Linked DNA regions of Homo sapiens: region 2 is linked to region 1. Evidence: read pairs that join two places in POLR2A ChIA-PET (ENCODE). Cell type or tissue: B cell. All regions are shown on one strand. Each heading gives the region's core, and the rest is flanking DNA. Links, peaks and the distances in the headings are about the cores only. Region 1 overlaps RSPH1 (radial spoke head component 1). Region 2 holds the start of TMPRSS3 (transmembrane serine protease 3).

The links. Peaks named below come from ENCODE experiments on the same cell type or tissue, not always from the same donor. Only the 100,000 strongest peaks of a DNase experiment are listed, where the experiment ranks them.
Region 2: POLR2A ChIA-PET joins it to region 1 with 5 read pairs; 2 of 35 experiments call an interaction of 5 or more read pairs at or near these places.

Annotation. Positions count from the first base shown.
Region 1 is chr21:42,472,634-42,478,003 of GRCh38, forward strand. It overlaps RSPH1 (radial spoke head component 1), which reads right to left. Exons shown (of 9, transcript NM_080860.4): 7 at 4,658-4,811; 8 at 3,265-3,414; 9 at 1-237. The coding sequence ends at 185. Among named protein-coding and RNA genes, the nearest start is that of RSPH1, 21 kb to the right of the region's middle. RefSeq lists an enhancer at 4,076-4,155. In B cell, for the core only: no CTCF peak of the experiment used is centred there; DNase peaks (open chromatin) are centred at 2,108, 3,228, 3,608 and 4,448; H3K27me3 peaks cover 1,562 bases.
Region 2 is chr21:42,393,663-42,399,032 of GRCh38, forward strand. It overlaps TMPRSS3 (transmembrane serine protease 3), which reads right to left and starts at 2,390. Exons shown (of 13, transcript NM_001256317.3): 1 at 2,280-2,390; 2 at 1,662-1,806. The coding sequence starts at 1,755. RefSeq lists an enhancer at 483-1,682. In B cell, for the core only: no CTCF peak of the experiment used is centred there; no DNase peak of the experiment used is centred there.

The DNA of each region.
Region 1 (5,370 bases), core at 53-5,052:
CGCTCTGCCACCCAGGCTGGAGAGCAGTGGCGCGATCTCCACTCACTGCAACTGCCACTTTCTGGACTCAAGCAATCCTCCTGCCTCAGCCTCTCAAGTAGCTGGAACTAGATACACACAGCACTGCACCCGGCTAACGACAGAAGCATTCTTATGATACGATCTCCTCTCGGCTCACTTCATCTTAGTCCTGGAGGTCTGACTGTCTAGTTTCTTCTTCTTCAGAATTAATGTTTCCTGAAAAGAAAAGAGAAACATGAGTATATCTCATATTTACTTTGTTCTATTTTTAAAGCCTTTATTCACTAACAGATCTTTTGCCGAAAAAAATTATTGTAACTATTAAGCATTCATCAGTCAAAAATTGAATGTTAAATTTTATCTCATATGCACTTCAACAGTTTTTTCTTTTGGTACCCGACATAAAATAAGCAAAATACGTACTCAAAGTAAATGCTAAGACAAGACTATCCATGTAACATCAGTAATTCTCTTATGCCTGCACACCTGTCCAAAACAGCCAGCTTTGTGGCTAAAACATGTAATTGCTTGGCTATTAATTTAAAAGAAAAGCAGGCCGGGCGCAGTGGCTCATGCCTGTAATCCCAGCACTTTGGGAGGCCAAGGCAGGCGGATCACTTGAGGTCAGGAGTTCGAGACCAGCCCGGCCAACATGGTGAAACCCCGTCTCAACTAAAAATACAAAAATTAGCTGGGCATGGTGGTACATGCCTGTCAACCCAGTTACTTGGGAGGCTGAGGCAAGAGAATCGCTTGAACCCCGTGGCAGAGGTTTCAGTGAGCCGAGGTCACGCCATTGCACTTCAGCCTGAGCAACAGAGCAAGATTCCATCTTAAAAAAAAAAAAAAAAAAAGCAGAAATTTGCCACATTCTTATAAGACGCTATATTTAAATGTTTTGTGAAAGGTAGAGCTATTTTTTATTATTAATTAAACTCTATAACTTTCACTGTTGGGTATATTAAAGAAGAAATTAGCAGGGTAAATCTCCAATGTAATGTGGGATTCATGATGAATACATGCTGAACTTGCATTATTTTGATAAATGTTCTGCCGACTAAGCCTATTTTGTATTACTCCCTTTTCACTTAGGGCCCTCCTGACACTGTGGCCTGGGTGACCCTTTGCTGGGGGCTGTTCTGTGCCCTGCAGGGTATTCAGCACCGTCCCCGGCCTCCACCCAGGAAGATGCCAGCAGCACCTCCCTCACCAGCCTCCCAAGTCTCCAGACATTGCCAAATGTCCCCTGGAGCCCCAAAACCACTGAGTTAAGGGGGTGTTCCCTCTGTCCAAGGCTGGTGCATGAACCCACAGTCTCAGACGCCCGCTGGTACTGGGCATCGTCCACTCGGCCCCATCTCTCCCAGTCCGGTTTTCAGGATTCCTCCTGCTCCATCCCCTCCGTTATCTCCCCCACCAAGTTTCTGGGGCCTCCTGCCTTGCCTGGCTCCAGGGCACCCATCCTCATTGCCCCAGAGAAGCTCAGAGAGCAAGCCTGATACAGGCAATCCCCACAGCTCCCAGAGGTCCCGCCTACTGGGCTCAGGATCAAGTTCAAAGGCCATCTGGTTCCAAGGGAAAGGGGCCACCTCCCCACCCCCACACTCTTCTGCTGTCAGACTCTGCTCTCTGCCTGGAATTTCCTTCCTGGTTTCACCCATTCCTTGCCACCTCCCTCCCAGCTAACCCGGAGTTTCCTGGTCCTGCCCCAGGTGAGTCATCACCTCTCCTGGGTACATGGTAACACGTCCCTGTCACTGCAGGGAACTCACTGATTCCTTTATTCCAGCTTCCCATTAGGTGCTAGAGGGCGAGAGCCCAGCCCCTCACTCCCACACTGCCTATCAAACCCAGTGTCTCCCCCTCCAGCTGTGCTCCACAGTGACTAAGGACTGACATCTGTGGGCACAGCTAGATGCTGCTGTAACACTGTGCATACTCTAGCCACTCAGTCCTAACAGAATCCTGTGGACTCCCTACCTACCAGGGCTCACTCTATCCACCCTCCCTGTGCAAGTCAGAGAAGCAGAGACGATGCTCACTTGTAAAGCCAGGTTTCCACCTGACCCCACGTCCCACCTCAGCACTGCGTCACTGGGTGCATTGCTACAGCGCTCAGGGGAATTACCGATCACGAAAGTCTATGCCAGCGCTCAGGGGAATTACCGATCACGAAAGTCTATGTGTGCTTCAAGCATCTAAGAGAAAACTGCTTTATGTGATTTCATTATTTCAGGTATTATTTTCAAAGGAATGGGAAGTATATTCTTAATTTACAACAGAGACAAACTAAGTGGAATGGGACTGCAGACCCCGTGCCTGAGGCCGCCGTGCCCAGGCTGTTCCCAGATGGCCCTTTCCCTCACAAGCACGACACCCTCTTTCAGTCAGATGTGAAAAGTGCGTTAAGGGAAGCGAGTCCTCTCTCCAGACTTTCTGCAAGTGCCCACAAGCACTTGGGGAAAGATTTTTAAAGATTCCAGGAGCCTGAGGCTTCAGTCAGTCAGAACTGAGGTCAAATCCCTGCCCTATGAGCTGGCAGAGGCAGAAGTTTCTAGATTAATCTTACATCCAAACCCATTGAAAAAGAGCTAGTTCCCGACACCACTAGTCTGAAACCATACTCCTGTTAGTCAGCCCTGCTAAAAATCATGCAAATCCCAGCACTTTGGGAGGCCGAGGCGGGCCTCCTGTGTGAGGTCAGGAGTTTGAGACCAGTCTGTCCAACACGGTGAAACCCACCTCTACTAAAAATACAAAAAAATTAGCCGGGCATGGTGGCATGCACCTGTAATCCCAGCTACTTGGGATGCTGAGGCAGGGGAATTGCTTGAACCAGTGAGGTGGAGGTTGCAGTGAGCCAAGATCGCACCACTGTACTCCAGCCTGGGTGACATAGCAAGACTCCATCTCAAAAAAAAAAAAAAAATCATGCAACAGAAGAAAGCCAGGCTCTGCATGTCTGACAGGGCTCTCCAGCCTGGGGTCGGTCCTCCTGTGACAACGCGCATGGGCACCGCTGCACACCCAGGCCTCTCCCACTGCAGCCAGGCTTGCAGGAGGGCCTGCCAGGGAGCAACGTTCTGAGATGGCTCCAGTGAGCGCTCACAGGGGGCCCCCTAAGCCTTCCTCGAGTCCCTGGGGCCCAGCTGAAGGCAGGCCTTGGTGAAGGGAAGGGGAATCCCACTGTTCGTGGCCCCTAAGTGCGGGCCCTCGCCCCACTTCCCTGCGCAGGGACCTCACCCTCATCCATGTCATAGCGGAACTCCTCCTGGTCATACTCCCGGCTCTCTTCCCGGAGGACGTCTGCATCTTCATCTCCAGGCCTCATGTCCATCTCACCCTCGAAGCCCTCCAGCAGAGCCTGGGCCTCCTCCCCGGGTTCTCCTGCACCTGAGATAAAACACAAGTCAGAAGCCTGAGTTCCTGGGAAAAATGGAGCCTGCAGACCTGTGCAGGGCAGCTGTCCCCTGGGCTGCCGTGCCCCCACCCTCCCCCTCCCACTGGCAGCACCTCATGTTCCCCATCTCAACATCCACCCAGCCCAGCCTAGGCCTGGCCAGGGGAGCAGCCCAGTCCCCACTGTAGTCAGTGGCTTGGGGATGGGAGCAGGTAGTCTGATAACTTTCATTCCTGAGGGTGTTGATGAGACTCTTGAGAAAGAGAAGTCCCCTGGGGTTCCTGAGAGTGCCAGCCAGGGGAGCCAGCAGAGAGGAGAGCTGGGACAGAGGGCAGAGGCTGCCCGGCCATTCTGGGGGCTGTCCCGGAGCTTCCCAGTCACATGAGCCAAGAAATTCTTAGCAGCATGAGTATTCTTTCACGGAGGCCAATCGGAGTTGGCTTTCCTCCGCTTGCCATGGAAGGGATCTCACCCGGGGTAGCCACCTTCAACTTTCCCCAGCACATTAAGGACTTCCAGAAAGACCACTGGGTTGGACATGGAGGTGCCACACGGACCCTTCTTCAGGGAAGGGCTGTCCCCTCAGCTGCTGTCAGTGCCAGCCCGGGGTCACACCCACATTCACTCACTGACCTAGGTGAGGGGATAAGGGTCCCCGAGACGCCACAGTGCTCCCCATGGAATGAAGCAAGGTTGTGGAGGCCACACCTCCGCCTCTGTCCAATCAACTCTGTTTCTTTCCTCTCCCCTCCGCTCTCCGGGAGTGTCCTCCAATCCCAAAGGCTCTCCCTAATAACATCCCGCACACTCAACTGACCCAGCATCTGATTTTCAGAGAGTCCAACCACACCTGGCCTGAAAACAGGATGTCCACAACTCCCACAGCCCAAAGGCGCCCACACCCTCCATCCCACAGCCTGGGGATGCCCCACACCCTCTGTCCCACAGCCCGGGGGATGCCCCACACCCTCTGTCCCACAGCCCGGGGGTGCCCCACACCCTCTGCCCCCTCCACCCCACAGCCCGGGGATGCCCCACACCCTCTGCCCCCTCCACTCCACAGCCCGGGGATGCCCCACACCCTCTGCCCCCTCCACCCCACAGCCCGGGGATGCCCCACACCCTCTGACCCCTCCACCCCACAGCCCGGGGATGCCCCACACCCTCTGTCCCACAGCCCGGGGGTGCCCCACACCCTCTGCCCCCTCCACCCCACAGCCCGGGGGTGCCCCACACTCTCAGCTCCTGGAGCGTCTTGGCCAGGTCCATCCGTAGAGGTCGGCTTTTTGGGGAGAGTTGGTGTCCACAGGGCCAATTCAGTGATTTGGGTAGCTTTCCATTTTGGAACAACAGTTACTAATTCTTCCTCCTCTTCCTCTTCTCCTCTTTCCTATTTTAAGTGCAAAAATGTACATTTACCAACATTTGTGTCATCTTGGTCTGGAATATTAAAAGTGAGGGAGGAAGGACAAGTTTTGAAAGACAGGTTTTGGCTTGTGTTTCAGCCTTTTTAGGACGTCACTCAGGAATCAGACCAGTTGCTGACTATCCATGGTATAATCTCAGGGTTGAGAATGGATCTTGAAAGAGCCAGGGTGAGGAATAAAGTCTCCAGAGCAATGCTGGGCCAGCGAGCTTTATAATGGGTGCCACAAAAGGCTTTCAGATGAGCATGTCGCAGTCGCCTGCAATAGCTAAGACATGGCCAGGACTAAGTGGCCAGAACTGAGTGACCAGGAGTAAGTGGTCTTTTCAATTGTTCGGCCACATTTTGCAACTCTAATATAAAAAATCGTGTATTATATAATTATATGTCTATTGAGCTTAGTAGAAACATAATTATTTATATTATTCTTTATATAAATAATAAAAGAAACAGCCATTTGTTTTAGGCTTAGGCCTAAGAAGTTCCTAAGATGTCCATATGATATGGATTTGCATAAACGCAA
Region 2 (5,370 bases), core at 303-5,302, 79 kb before region 1:
TGGAGAGATTTTCTGTAAAGGACCAGACAGTAAATACAGCACTTAAACTTTATGGGCCATGCGGTCTGTCCTAACGACCCCACTCTGCTGTTATGGCGTGAAAGCAGCCACAGACAGTATGTGAACAAATGAGCATGTCTGTGTTCCAATAAAACTTTATTTACAAAAGAAGGGGGTGGGCCAGATTTGACCCATCAGCCATAGTTTGTCAACATCTAGAAAATATTTAATTATTTAATGCCATAGAAAGGTGAAGGTGATATTGTTAAAATTTTTTAAAAGCTTCAAAATAATACAAATAGTACATGTTACTTCCAAAGGAAATATAGATATATAGATAGAAAAAGGCAAGAAATTCAATAATAAATTGCTAATAGGATTATCTCTGAGTAATGATGCCGTCGTGGGTAATTTTTAAAAATCTTTTCAATGAACTGTATTTTCTAAATTGTTCTTCTAATGAACAATACATTACTCTATTTACAAGGAAAAGTTTTTGTTCCTCCCCACTACTTAGTCATAGCAAAATAATCAAAAAATAAGAGAAAGGAATATTATAGTGCTATTAATATTCATATTATTTATATTATAAAATATTAGGAACAACTATAGGTCAAACTATGATCAAATGGCTGTGTAAATTGCATATCTACTTGATGGAATACTGTGATTCCATAAGAAAAAATTTATAAAAACCTTTTATGGAAAAAACCCACCTGCCTATATCTGTACTGTGCATGAAACCACACATACGGGCAAAAGCAGGAAGAGACTTTGCAGACATAAAAACCAGGTAAGTTTTGGGAGTCAGGTGATTGCAAGATTTTTTTTTCTTTCATTGACACTTAGCTAATTTTGAGCCATATTTTTAAATGTGTGTCTTTTCAGTTACTTGAAACCTCTTCTCCCACCTCCCATCCTTTCCAAACCTCCTCCAAGCCAATTTTCCAGTTGGTTTAAAAGAAATCATTAGGGTGACCCCCACTCCCACTTTCTGGAACCTCAGGCAGAGCTCCTGTGGTTCCTCCCTAGCACCAATGTGTCAGGAATCTGCCTGCGTCCAAGCCCTGACTTCCAGAACCGGCAACCCCACAGCTCCCTTTGACCAGTCCTGACTATCTCTGGTCAAAAAGATCCTAGCCGTATAGGTTGCTAGAGAGTCCACTGTTTTATCAGGCATTTGTGACTTATTTACGAAACCAACTTTTTTCCTTCAGTTGTTAGGAGCCACTCCGTCATCTGCTGCTGGATTTTAATCTAGGCCTCTAATATCTTTGGCGACATCCAGTTTATCCTGAGTTTTCGGAGGGACTGGTGGCCACTGCTTCTCAGGACTTCCTGGAGGACTCAGAGATTTCCTGGCCAGGATCTGACCTCCTTCAGGATTGACAGGACAATTGTGGAGCCCCAGTCTCTGAAAACCTCCAACAAGAGAAGAAAACACCGGTCTCCAGGGAGAGAGCAAAGGGCTTAACGAAACGATCCCCTCTCCAATGCCCCTTCTCCCTGAGATTCTGCAGATCTAGGGAAGTGCAGGTGTCCAGCCTGTGGGTGTCAGAATGGCTGGGGAGATATTTCCCCCACAGGGACAGTCAGTCACATTGGTCACCTACATGAGGGTATGGGCAGAAATCACAGAGTCCTCACCTGGGTCCACTTACCTGGTGCAACAGGACTTATTTTCAAATCATCAAGGCCAAAAAGCGATCGGAATGAGAAGGGGGCTTCAACAGCAGGCGGATCATTTTCCCCCATGGTGACTATTTCAGGACCTCTGACATCCGGCTCCGCCTCCACCTCTACCTCCTTAGCCGAGGAAGAACAGAAAGCATTTGTTCCCCTATTTATACTTGTAGCATCAGGTGCATCTTGGTCATACGGTAAATCTTTGAAATTCGACAGTCCACACAAAGCGCATTCAGTATCGATTAACCAAAAACAGTCATCTGGTGAGAATGCATTTTCGTCTGAGCTACAGCAGATAACAGAAAAGCTTCTAGAATTAGCAAAAAAAAAAAAAAAAAAAAAGTATGAACTTAATTCTGCTAAGACAATGACTTTCCCATTGTTTGTCCAACCAATCTTCAAATCGATTGCTTTAGAGGGACTCCCTCTCACCATTTAGAAGTTGCCATATTGCTATTGTTCAGAAGATAAATTACTCTCAAAGCCCTTTCCATTGCTTTTTTGCGATTGTTTTCACCTGTCCCACATAAACGCAATTCTTTCCCTGTGCGTGTGGTACACCTACCATAAGCATAAGTAGTTTCGGTACTCACATAATTCCCGAGTCCCAAAAATGTAGATGGCACCACGGAAGAGATAGTAGGCCACAGTGTTACTGGCTTCCCATAAACACAGCCCTTTCCTGGCTCACACGGGCATGACCTAATTAAGAACGAAAGTACCCGAGCCGTCCGGTGCCCGGTCCTTCCCCCACATAGCAAAGTGGGGAGTGGCTTTGGACCAACGGCTTGCATCAAAATAACCCCGGGGCTGTGTTTCCTACGAAAGAATTCCACCTATCACAATGCCAAGGAGACCAGAGACCTTTCTAAGTCATTCCCTGTAACTCTGAGAGGGCGGAGGAAGCAGGGAAATAGCAGAAGATTCCCAATTAAATTCTAGTTCCCTCTCCCAGATATCAGGCATGGCTGCTCTGGGAACCTGCTTCCTCCAAGGGCTAAAATCCACAGGGGCTCCAGCAGGCACATCAGCACAGACACTCAGATCATCCGCTTTCATTCCCTTTGTGACTACCTGTTGTAACGTTTGAAATTCCAAAGGGATCTAGTAAGCCATTTGAAGCAACCCGTGTTTCCCAAGATCATAGTAAAATCTAAACAAGAGTTCTGTGCCAAAAATGTTCATTTCATTTCTATCGCAAGAAGAGCTTGAAAGAGTAACTTAGAAAAGCAAGAAGTTCATGTTGGGCCATTTTCTGGCTTTCATTCTTGCTGATACCTCTGTTTATTATCAGCATGTAGCAAATTACATCGTTTATCCATATAAAAAGAATAAGTGGGCAAATGGCTTCTGAAAGATGGAACCTGGGTGAGAACATCCCCTCCCAAACAGGCTGTGGTTGGCAAGCTGTACAACACTGAGAAGTGTTGAGAAGCATCTTCTCTCCTCACACCCATTTTACTCACCATTTCTGGAGCTGCCATCATTAAAAGCAGAAATAATTTCCTTTTTCATTATAAAAACAAGTGTGATGGTAAGCAGGCCGCCAACAGGTTAGTCCAATCGGGGAATATTTTCCCCAAGTCACTCAGCCTTGTCGACTCAATCATCGCAGCAAATGGCATTATCGCGGGCATCTGTGTAACCCAAGCTGCCGTGGGCCTATCAAATAGCCCTTGGTGGTATGGCTGCAGAGACCAGGGAGGGAAAAATGTGGCTTCCCTTTAATTAGTCAGTAAGGTGAGCAAACCTTTTCAGAAGCTTTGCATCAGGGAGTGATCGGAACACAGCCGCTCCTTTTACTTGAAAGAAGGGGTAGGCTCTGCCCAGTGCTGAGCATGTGACCGTCAAGAGGGCAGACATACTCTCTGGTGGGGGTTTCTGTCCCTCCCTGTAACTGAGCCCCCAAGTTCAATTCTGCAGCTACTCCTGCAGACAAAAGATGGGGAGCCTGAAGATGCTCATCACAGCCTGCGCTCCACAAAAGACACGTCATGTTTCCTTCCTCGGAGGCCTCTGCATCCCAAGAGGCTTCTGCACACAGCACTGCTTAAAGGGGTTTAACCGCTGCTGTGGGGACCAGAGCGCTGAGCATCTTTGAAGGGCTGAATTTACCATTGTGGATGGCAACTCGCAAATCCATGCATTTATTCAGCAAATATTTAGCAAGCATCTGCCATGGGCCAGACTCTAGACACAGTGCAGCCAGCAAGAAAAACAAAGTGCTCCCATGGGGCCCCAGATGTTAAGCGCTAGGAAGAGATTAGGCCGGGGAGGGTCTGAGAGAGATGAGGGCAGAGTGGTACAGGACGGCCTCTAGGGAGAGTGTTGTTTCAGCAGGGACCTTGATGATGTTTTAGTAGAGACCTTGGTGACCAGTGAAGTGAGTCTTGTGAAATTCCTCCAAGGAGGGCGACCACCAGCTCCAAAGCCTGGAATAGGGGCCACGCTGGAGTGTTTGAGGAACCCCAAGAGGGGCCGTGAGCCTAGAAAGCAGGGAACAGGGAATAGCCGATGGCAGATCCCAAGGCCCAGGGGCATGGGAAGGGCTCTGGTTTGCCTTTGATGTGTGGAAAGCCTTGGGCGATCTCAATGGGGCAAATTTGGGTTGACAGGCAGGGCATAGAGTGGGGTAAGGATGGGGGGACACAAGGACAGCCACAAGGAGGCTGCACCTCATGGGCCACAAGGGCCATGACTCGGCACGAGTGGTGATGACGGTGAGGACTGGCTGCCTGAGGTTGATTTTGAAGGCAGAATTGGCAGGATGTGCTGACGGCAAACGCCTGAGAGATGCGTCCAGGCAGTCCTTGATTAAGACAGTCTTACTTTCTCCGTCCCAGTAGGTACCTGCCCACACACCTGTCAGTGCCTTTGGGTGTGATCTATGGTCTCCTTCAAGCTCACACATCTCTCCTTCACCTATTTCCTGACTACTCTTTCTGGTCCCTCAACGAATGTTTGCCCTCAAAGGCAATGACAGGAAATTTAACATGTCATTCTTTCTTTGCTTTTACCTGTGTGTTATAGGAGATGCTCCCCGCTGGAGTACAGCTCTGGCGGGACAGAGTCTGGAATGCACTTTCACTCCTAAGACCCCGCCGTGCCCAGCACAGCCATGTGTGTGTGACAGGGGCTCTGTCTGCATAGAAGAGCTGATCATAAACCCTGGGGGGACAAATAACACCAAATCGACATACAATAACCAACTACGAGGGCATGTTAACACGTGTGTCAGATGTAGGTCAAAGGTCAAGCCAGCTCCCCACGGGGTAGCAGGGAGAGGCCCTACAAGGGTGGCTGGTCTTCCTTGCTGTAAAATATCCTCTCAGAAAGTTTACCGACAAATCAATTCCACTGAGCTCAAACTAAAATTTTGAGGAACCAAACAAATAAGCTTATCTGGGGCCCAGCGCGTGATAGTTACGCAGCCAGTGCCATGAGCAGACTTGGTTTCAGGGCATGAGCGCCTTATCCTATCCTGATGTCTCCTGGGAGCCCCATGAAGCTTTAGTAACGATTTGCAAACAGCTTGAGTTACAGGCACATTCTCTTCAGTAAGTGAGGGAGGAAACTGGTAGACTCTTCCCTGATGGGCTTGGAAGATAACTTTTCAAGTTAGGAAGGCAGGATGAAGCTAGATGTAGGCATCTTCTGGCCTACACAAATAAGATTTTTTTAAGA